Linked DNA regions of Homo sapiens: region 1 is linked to region 2. Evidence: chromatin contacts called from ENCODE Hi-C or POLR2A ChIA-PET data. All regions are on one chromosome and are shown on one strand. Each heading gives the region's core, a stretch centred on a gene start or an enhancer-like site at or near the end of the contact. The rest is flanking DNA. Distances are from core to core; before and after follow the strand shown. Region 1 has its middle 63 kb from the start of LINC02998. Region 2 holds the start of LINC02998 (long intergenic non-protein coding RNA 2998).

Region 1 (5,098 bases), core at 1,874-4,373, 63 kb after region 2:
TTTTAAATGTCCATGTATACCACTAGCCAATCAGAGTTTCAAATATACCGTGGGATTTTCACTTTACCATGAAGTTTTTAGAATATACTTTTTGCCTAGACTTGGTAATAAGTTTATCCTTCATTGGTTATACAGGAAAACTCTTCATTGTGACTTAAACAGGGTTTCTCAATCTCTGCACTGTTGGCATTTTCAACCTGATAATTCTTTGTTGTGAGAGCTGTTCTGTGCCTTTTTGCATGTTTGGCAGCCTCCTTGGCTTCTACCCACTAGATGCAAGAAATATCCTTCCCCTATCAGCTTTGAAAACCACAAATGTCCCTAGCCTTTGCCAAATGTACTCTGGGTGGCATGTCTCCCCTCACACACACCCCCATCACGGCCTTCCCACCCCTATTGAGAAAAACTGGCCTCTGGCTTCAAGAAAAATCCTTAAAACATGAAAAGGAGATATAAGACACTGATTTGAAAGATCAAAATCTTTGGTTCCCAAGTATGTCACTATTTGAAGAGTATTTTAATAGAACCTATTCATTGTCTATCGAATTGCTATCCCCCCATCCTTCCCTAATTACATGGTAGGCTGATCCATTGATCTCTGAGTTGGTAGACTCCTCCCTCAGCCCTGGGAGAGACTGTCAGTTATGAGGACACCATTTTCCTTTGCCAGTGATTGGTCAAGGGATGGAAGTCATGTTGCCCATTTCTAGACAATGAGACATAAAACAAAAGTTTAGGGAGAAACTCCTCTTACAAGATTAAAAATGATGATGATAATAATAATAATAGAAGAGTCTCAGCCAGACATGGTGGCTCACCCCTGCAATCTCAGCAATTTGGGAGGCCGAGGTGTAGGATCACCTGAGGTCAAGAGTTTGAGACAAGTCTGGCCAACATGGTGAAATATCATCTCTACTAAAAATAAAAAAAAATTTAAAAAACTCTTTTAAAAAACCATTTTGCCATCCTCTATCTCTCTCTCCTCCACTATGATTCCTGCCTTCGAATGTAGTTGTATTGCTTGGAGCTTTAGCAAACATCTTACAATTGCAAGGAATTAAATAAAAGAATGAAATGTTAACAGCTTAAGGAAGGTAGAGCAGCAGGAACAGAAGAGCTCAGTCCTTGGTGCCATTCTTGAACTACTGAACCGGTCTTAGAATGCCCACCCCCAGCATGTTCATTACTTGAGATAATTCAACACATCTATTACCTACATCAATGATTGGCAAACTATGGTATGTGGGCCAAGTCCAATAACTAAGAATTACTTTTTTTTAAAAAAAGGTTGTTAAAAAGAAACAAAGCAAGAAGAATGTATGACAGAATATATATATGTCCTACAAAGCCTAAAATATTTACTATGTGACTCTTTACAGAAAAAGCTTGCCAGTCTCCAACCTGAACCACTAATAGAGGATGTCTTGCAGGTTTGCAGCCCAAAGCATTCCTAATACAAGTACTAATATCTTCATTTTAAAATTACAGAAACTGAAGCTTCACTTGGCCAATAGTAGGCTCAATTAGACAATGCAAATACAAATTTGTCATTATTACATTATTTATTTATTTTCTTTGTGAGACAGAATCTCGTATATCACAGCTCACTTCAGCCCAAACTTCCCAGGCTCAGGCGATCCACCCACCTCAGCCTCCAGAGCAGCTGGGGACTATAGGCACATGCCGCCATGCCTGGTTAATTTTTTTGTTTGTTTGTTTGCTTGCTTATTTTGTAGAGATAGAGTTTCACTATGTTGTCCAGGCTGGTCTCAAACTCCTGGGCTCAAGCGATCTGCCCGCCTTGGCCTCCCAAAGTGCTGAGATTACAGGCATGAGCCACTGGGCCTGGACCATTATTTTAATTCATTGTAAAGTTAAGCCAAATTGAGGCATCGTAAAAACATTCAACAAACTTTTCTGTCCCGTAGGGCTTCAAATAATATTTCTATTCTAGGCTTGATTTTTTTTTTTTAATTATACTTTAAGTTTTAGGGTACATGTGCACATTGTGCAGGTTAGTTACATATGTATACATGTGCCATGCTGGTGCGCTGCACCCACTAACTCATCATCTAGCATTAGGTATATCTCCCAATGCTATCCCTCCCCCCTCCCCCCTCCCCACCACAGTCCCCAGAGTGTGATATTCCCCTTCCTGTGTCCATGTGATCTCATTGTTCAATTCCCACCTATGAGTGAGAATATGCGGTGTTTGGTTTTTTGTTCTTGCGATAGTTTACTGAGAATGATGATTTCCAATTTCATCCATGTCCCTACAAACGACATGAACTCATCATTTTTTATGGCTGCACAGTATTCCATGGTGTATATGTGCCACATTTTCTTCATCCAGTCTATCATTGTTGGACATTTGGGTTGGTTCCAAGTCTTTGCTATTGTGAATAATGCCGCAATAAACATACGTGTGCATGTGTCTTTATAGCAGCATGATTTATAGTCATTTGGGTATATACCCAGTAATGGGATGGCTGGGTCAAATGGTATTTCTAGTTCTAGATCCCTGAGGAATCGCCACACTGACTTCCACAATGGTTGAACTAGTTTACAGTCCCACCAACAGTGTAAAAGTGTTCCTATTTCTCCACATCCTCTCCAGCACCTGTTGTTTCCTGACTTTTTAATGATTGCCATTCTAACTGGTGTGAGATGATATCTCATAGTGGTTTTGATTTGCATTTCTCTGATGGCCAGTGATGATGAGCATTTTGTCATGTGTTTTTTGGCTGCATAAATGTCTTCTTTTGAGAAGTGTCTGTTCATATCCTTCGCCCACTTTTTGATGGGGTTGTTTGTTTTTTTCTTGTAAATTTGTTTGAGTTCATTGTAGATTCTGGATATTAGCCCTTTGTCAGATGAGTAGGTTGCGAAAATTTTCTCCCATGTTGTAGGTTGCCTGTTCACTCTGATGATAGTTTCTTCTAGGCTTGATTTTATAAATCAAAATAGACAAAGCCTCCTGATGAAACACAATGTATTCAGTAGATAATTTCAAAAGGGGCCAGACTGTCCCAACACTACCTAGAGCACTGAGGCATTTCCTGCACTAGGAAATCAAACCTAGAGACTCCAATGAGGAAAAGACATTACAGAAAAACATTACGTAAACATACTCATTGATGTGATAAATTACCTCTTCTACATGCTGAAATAGTTCTTGTACTTCCTGCTGACTCACTCAGAGGGAATTCTCAGTGTAAAATATTCAAAGCTTTCCTCCTTTAACTCTATGCCCCAGGTTAATACTAGCATTCTCAGTGGGGCTAACATGTTCTGTACTACCTTAGTAAAGGGTTTAAATATTGACCAACTGATGTATACTGAGAAAGTCAGGTCCAGAAGATGACACACAGAGCCCATTGCAGAAAGCCCATGAGTGTTGTACAAGTCACAATCAACCACCCCGCAACATCTAACCATGGAGCTAGGATTGAACATTGAATCACTAGCAGGGCCTGACTTTTCTCAGTTGATCCAACCAGCATTTATTTGCTTTATATCCCAATGCCTATCCCAGTGCCTGACACATGGTAGGTGGTCAGTAAGAAATGCGAGCCCTCAATCTACACCCGGTACTGGTTGTGCTTCAGTGTTGGGTTGGTTTGTCGGCAGAGTTTGACCAGGTTCATCCATGTCTCCCAAGCAGCACATTTGTCCACTGGCTCGGCCACTGGAGAAGACATTTGTTCACACTGCAGGGCCCTGAAAAGACAGACTGGGGGGCTGCTGGAGCTTTGCAGAAGGGGTGTCACTGTGACAGTGGGAACTTTATGCTCCTTTGTGGCCTATGACTTGGGGTTGTGTGTTCCGGATTGGTCTGGGGCTTGATAAGGGGTTTTGCCTTTTCTACCTTCTGGCTCAACAACCAGACACACATGGCCACTGCAGCCACTTTCAGCACGAAGACCACGGCAGCCAAGGGTATGATGACCATCAGAGGGTAACTGCTCTCTCTGGGCTGTGTGGGTGCCCAAAAGCTGACTATTAGTGGTGGCTGGTGGCCAAATGACCTTGATGGCAGAAACTCTGCCATCCACACTGGGCTCTTCACCACTGTGCTGTCCCCAGGGATCTGCTTTCTGCCATCTGGTCTGGGTCAGTTTCCCTAAAGTTTCTGTCTGTGCCACAAGTCTTGAGGAAATCATAGGCTTTTCCTGAGAGAGAACTGGGGTTACAAGGTTGTCTCCAGTGACAAATAAAGGAACACCTGGTGTAAATGTTTGGAAAAGTGAGGGGTCAGGCGGCACTATGGTGAAGGGGAGATAACATATCACTGGCTGTACATGATCTGGCCTGAGCAAGAAAGTGAAGAAGTCATTCAGCATCCCCACGCCTGTGGGTGGAATACCAGCCACCCTTGGTCAATGCCCCTCTGAGTGAATACAGTAGCCTCTTCTATCACTGTGCTGTAGAACCCCTCTTCATCCCAGCCTTCTATGTACAGGGGGCTCTGTCACTTCAAATTTGGGATCACTGTCAGTCATATTAGCAAGCTCGATAGTATCGGGCGAAATTCATCCCAAATATTTCACATAGGTTCTTTTCTATTTTCCCTAAGTGTCGGCCAGTCTGAGAAATAAAGGGACACAGTACAAAAGAGAGAAATTTTAAAGCTGGGTATCCAGAGGAGACATCACATGTCAGCAGGTTCCATGATGCCCCCGAGCCATAAAACCAGCAAGTTTTTATTAGTGATTTTCAAAAGGGGAGGGAGTGTACAAATAGGGTGTGGGTCACAGAGATCACACGCTTCACAAGGTAATAAGATATCACAAGGTAAATGGAGGCAGGGCAAGATCACAGGACCACAGGACCAGGGCAATATTAAAATTGCTAATGAAGTTTCGGCCACGCATTGTCATTGATAACATCTTATCAGGAGACAGAGTTTGAGAGCAGACAACCGGTCTGACCAAAATTTACTAGGCAGGAATTTCCTCATCCTAATAAGCCTGGGAGCACTACGGGAGATGGGGGCTGATTTCATCCCTCAGCTACGACCATGAAAGACTACCATCCCCAAAGTGGCCATTTCAGAGGTCTCCCCTCAGGGATGCATTCTCTTTCTCAGGGATGTTCC
Region 2 (4,960 bases), core at 1,188-3,687:
GATATAGCAGAAGTGAGGAATGTGATTCTTAGAAGTTTTCCTAAAGGGAGGAAGTGAATTCTTTGTTCTGTTTTGCACTGGCTTGAAGGCAGACATGGTGGCTGGCGCTTCAGTAACTATATTGGGCCATGAGCTGAAAGCACGTGTTGAGGATGTGGCACCGCAAAATAAAGAAGCCCCGCTTCCTGATCCTGCAGAACAAGGGCCAGCAAACTTTTTCTCTAAAGGGCCGAATCTTCAGTTTCGTAGACCCTACAGGTCTCTGTCACCACTAGTCAATTCTGCCATTTGAGAGTGAAAATATCCATGGAAAATATAGAATAAATGAGTTTCTAATGTTCCAATTTGTTTTTCGATAAAACTTTATTTATGGACATTGAAATTTGAATCCCTTATAATTTTCTTTTTTTAAAATTCTATGCAAGGAAACAGTAGAATCTCTCATCATTTTCAGCCATTTAAAAAAGGAATAATAATTCCTAGCTCCAAAGCTATACAAAGACCCTGGGGCCAGATTTGGCATGGGGCATGTTTTGTCCACCCCTGAAATAAATCACCATACAGCCCCAAATTGTTGATCTTTAGGCTTTACCTACAGGAAAGAGACACTTTGGTGTTGCTTCTGCTAGATGGAGTTTGCTCTGATTCAGCAAAACGAATTCCTGACTTATGATTACTAGATGCAGCAGCCCCTGGGGGTGCTCCACCCACACGCAACCCATATCAATTCTTTTCCAGCTCCGTGCACCCTTCCGGGTTTCTGTGGCTTGCTTCCAAGGCTCAAACTTGCAACTCTCTTTTAAGATAACCTTAGGTCCACTGGCACCTGTGGCTGGAAAGTTGGAAGTGCCTGAGAATTTACATGCCCTCTGGGCAGCCCTTCCCTAGAGAACTTCAAAGCCTCGCTGACTTTTGCATCTGGACGAACTCAGACAGAATTTTTACCCTGGAGTTCCCCTGTAGAATCAGGCACAGGCCTCCCTCCTCAGGACTTTGCCTGACATCACACCTTTGTTTGGTTTGCTCCCGGCTCCTGTCCTGTTTTTCCTGCTCTTTCCTGGACTTCCTATGGGAGCACTTCCTTCACAATTCACGTGCACATAGCCCTTGTCAAGGTCTACTTCTGGAAGCTTCAATCTAAGCCATAGTAATCATCCTTGCTCAAGGAGATTTTTCTCCAGACTCCAATAAAACAGAAGAAACAGCAGTCTCCTCTTTACAGAAATAAAAAGGAGTGTTCTAGCTAAAGCCCTTTTTACAGAGCAGCATAATGGGTAAGAGCAGGGGCTCCAGAGTCAGCCTGCTTATAAACAGTCTTTTGGAGCCTCAAGATTCCTCATCTGTAAATTGGAGCTAATGACAATGACAGCACAGGGGTTGTGTTGAGGCTATGTTGAATATCATGGCACTTACACATCCCATCCAGCACACAAGAAACACTCCATAAAAGTTAGTTACTATGAGCATCATTAATATGTTGTCTGAGGCATTTTGACACAACCACTGCTACTTGTAAATTCCAACACAGAATTTTCTTGGTACATAATAGAAAAACAAGTGCTATCTGCTGCTCTGTGAGAAGCTGATGATGAATTACCAAATAAGATTTTCTACTTTGTAGGTATATTTGAATATCAGTATGTCCAATTAATTCAGTATAAATATAAAGGACACATCCTGCTTGAAAATGTCAGCAATAAGTTAGGCAAATGGCTGCATTCTGAAACCAGGCATACCTGGACCATACTCCCAAATATGCTGCTCCTGTAGAGACTTCAGTATTGATTTACCCAATCAGATTGCCAATACTTACCTCCTAAGGTTATTGTGAAGATTAGACAAAACTCTGCATAAAAAACACTTAGCTACTCTTTATTAGGAATTTACTATGTTCCCGGCACTGTGCTATTGTTATCCATGCCCAATTCCCCGGAAGAGAAGTGGAAAGATTCCATACATCACTGGGATACCTTTACCCTGATGACAAAGGCAGCAATGGCACCGACTCCCAGAAGATAATCTTTTAGAAAATAATCACCTGGTTTTTTCCTCGGCCATTAGCCTTCTTGGGTCAGTTTGCTAGAAACCAACCCCCCAACAACAAAGAAACTCCAAGGAAAATGAGCCTCTTCATTGCTGCTGAAAGCAGGGGGAACTGCGTCCTCTTACAGGCTCTTTACTATGGTTGATACAAGTGAGTCTCCATTTTTTAGCTTCAGTACCATCCAGTCAATGCTTTGTAGGAAGAGCTGCATGTCGGAGTGTTAACCCGCCAGTGTTTGTGCATCTCTCTGGGAGCCCTCCTGGCAGAGCCCTCCTCTGCACCAGCACAGAGGTCTGATGTGGGACGGTCAGGCTATCAGAGCTCAAAGAGAAAACAAATCTCTTCTGTATAGGCCAGGAAGGCCTCACCAAGGAGCCTTTTTGCTCTGCTTGGGAGGGAATGGAAAGAAAAAAAGGGAAAACCACACCCTTCGAAGGCCTCAGTAAATATTTGAAGCGTGCCTAGGTTTGGCCAAATGAGAACTCCCCTTATTTAAGTATTTATGAAATGATCAAATAGCAGGATTGTATTTCCATGAGCTAGAGAGTTCTTATTTAGTGACACAGATTTTTTTTTTGTTCAAACTTTTTTCTTTTTTTGCCACATTCAGCAATTGCTATCAGATGCTGAATGTCTGTGGTCACATACTCAGCTTCCTGTTTATAAATGCGCTCTGTTTTCAGTGAGTCAGCAGTTTCTTGTTCTACAGAGAGGTAAAACTGGTGGTGTCAGGGCCGTGGGGGGTTGAATGAGCTTTGTGAATGGCCCAGTGTGTGCTGGGCCTCAGGATTTGTGTGAACAGGTACTCACACTGTCTGTGGCTGTCCATAAGCTGAAATAATTCAGCCCAGTGAGTTTGGTGGTTTCTCATCTGATTCTGTCCAAGCGAAACAAAGCCAGACACTAAAGTGGTAAGGACAGACATTAACCAGTAATAACTATTGCAATAGGGAAGAGTCCAATGTAAACTGAACTCAGCTTCAATTTGTGCAGAGGTGACTGGACTTTTTTTTTTTTTTTTTTTTTGGAGACGGAGTTTTGCTCTTGTCACCCAGGCTGGAGTGCAATGGCACAATCTCGGCTAACTGCAACCTCCACCTCCCAGGCTCAAGTGATTCTCCTGCCTCAGCCTCCTGAGTAGCTGGGATTACAGGTACCTGCCATCACACCCGGCTAATTTTTTGTATTTTTAGTAGAGATGGGTTTTGCCATGTTGGCCAGGCTGGTCTCGAACTCCTGACTTCAGGTGATCCATCCGCCTGGGCCTCCCAAAGTGCTGAGATTACAGGTGTGAGCCACCATGCCTGGCCAGACTAGGCATTTTTAGGGAAGAATGAGGGAATAGGAAGGAGGGCAAACAGAACCAGTAGGGTCAGGGAAGTGAAAAATTACGAAGGGCTGTTCAGTATAAATGCAATCAGACCAGCTGTGCCTGCTAGCTGGCAGTTAGGAAAGTTAGGATTCTATCCTCTCTGAGACTGGGAGACAGAGGTCCTTACCCTTCCTGATGATTACATTCAAAGGAATAGCTTTCAGGGCCTTGAGAAACACACTCCTGGGTTGTAGGAGATACATATACATCTCAAAGGTTACAGAGAACTCAAAATTGCCCTTCTTAGTAAGTGCTCTACGAAAGAGTGGTCAGGCTAGTTCCAGGTGTGGGCTAGAGCAAGCAGTAAATCCCCCTGGGCAGCCTTGAGTTTTCTCAGGCAGGCATCCTTAAGGGGGTAGGAGCATCCTGGGGATGTGGCCTTGAGGTATTGGAAACCTTATTAGCGATTGTGCAAGTGTTTTAGAGCAAGGCTGAGGCCTGGCTGAGAAGAGGGCTCAGAAGAGCCTGACTAGAGTTTGCTCAAGGTCAGAGTCTTTGTCACTGTGAGGCAGCCCAGGGTCTGTCTTTGGCACTTCACTCACTTGCTTTGGTGCTACTGCTTCCTGACCTCGCCTACCAGTCCCGTTGTCAGCTGCAGTGGCCTCCAGCTGCCAGGTGGGCTGGAACTTCAAACGACTGATGTCCTTGAAGAGCCTGGGAGTTCTGGACTTTCCTGCCTCCCCTCCCTTGGCCCCAGCACACACTGCTCCATCTGCCCCTCCTTCCACACCCTCTTGTAAGCCAGCTCCACATCGCCTTTGGAATTCGGTTTTTCCTTCATCTCTTCGTGTGAAAGCCTCCCCTGAGCTCCAGTACCTGGGTTTGGCATTCCCACAACACCAAGCTCTTCTCTCCTGGAGCATTTATTGCACTGTATTTCAGAGAATAGTTAAGCACTGGTTTCCCCCACTAAACTGTAAGCCATAGGAGAGCAGGGACTAGGTGCAATTCAATCAGCAGGTGCTTACTAAGTGCTTGCTGAGGAGTGGATGGGTGGTACCTGTCCTTTGATGCCTCCTCTCAGGACCCTGTTCTTAATGATTGGGAACACAGGCTCTGGGTTTGAATCCCAGCTTTTCCAATTACTCGCTGTGTGACCTTGAGCAAGGTGCTTCACCCCTCTTTGCCTAAGTCATCTCGACTGTCAGGAGGGTAGATGATGATCTCCATCTCACCGGCTGTGAGGGTTAAAGGTGTTGTATGTGTACCTGCTTGGAAGAGAGCCAGGCACAAGGAATCTTCAGTATTATTACCATTGTGTGTTCCAAGGAGGCCATCGGCTACTCTGCCAATGATTCATTGAGTGAATAAACGCCCAACAGGGCATTGGCCTTTACTGCTTCTGTTTTCTAACCGAGAAGAATGACTTTGAGAAACTCAATACCTTACTCCCCACCGAAGCCTGGCTGGCTGGTGTTCTGATGTGGGGCAGGTGCCACGTGGAGCCATGGAAGCTGAAGGGCAGAGCTGTACCTGGCCAGGACACTGCCTCCGCCTCAGCAGCTTCCCTCTCTACTCTCCCATCTCTGTTTCCCCCAGAATTG

Evidence for each region. A loop is a pair of places that touch in the nucleus more often than their neighbours do. ChIA-PET counts read pairs that join two places held with the same protein, here RNA polymerase II (POLR2A). Pooled maps may share reads with other maps.
Region 1: a loop to region 2 is called in a map of endothelial cell of umbilical vein, with 8 times the contacts of the local background. The contact joins the enhancer-like site here to the promoter of LINC02998 in region 2. A Hi-C loop is called at or near these places in 3 of 168 maps with a recorded cell type or tissue (IMR-90, endothelial cell of umbilical vein and naive thymus-derived CD4-positive, alpha-beta T cell), 1 of 37 single-sample maps with no recorded cell type and 10 of 50 pooled maps. POLR2A ChIA-PET finds 5 or more read pairs at or near these places in 5 of 52 experiments (AG04450, MCF 10A, T-cell and 2 more).

What each region holds. Positions count from the first base shown.
Region 1 is chr5:54,804,473-54,809,570 of GRCh38, forward strand. No RefSeq gene overlaps it. Among named protein-coding and RNA genes, the nearest start is that of LINC02998, 63 kb to the left of the region's middle. Within about 2 kb of position 3,124, at least 2 of the 41 ENCODE cell types and tissues checked have a DNase peak (open chromatin) inside an H3K27ac peak, as active enhancers do; they include endothelial cell of umbilical vein, where a contact is called at or near this core.
Region 2 is chr5:54,741,821-54,746,780 of GRCh38, forward strand. LINC02998 (long intergenic non-protein coding RNA 2998) reads right to left here and starts at 2,438. Exons shown (of 3, transcript NR_104658.1): 1 at 2,039-2,438. RefSeq lists an enhancer at 2,660-2,804 and a cis regulatory region at 2,727-2,737.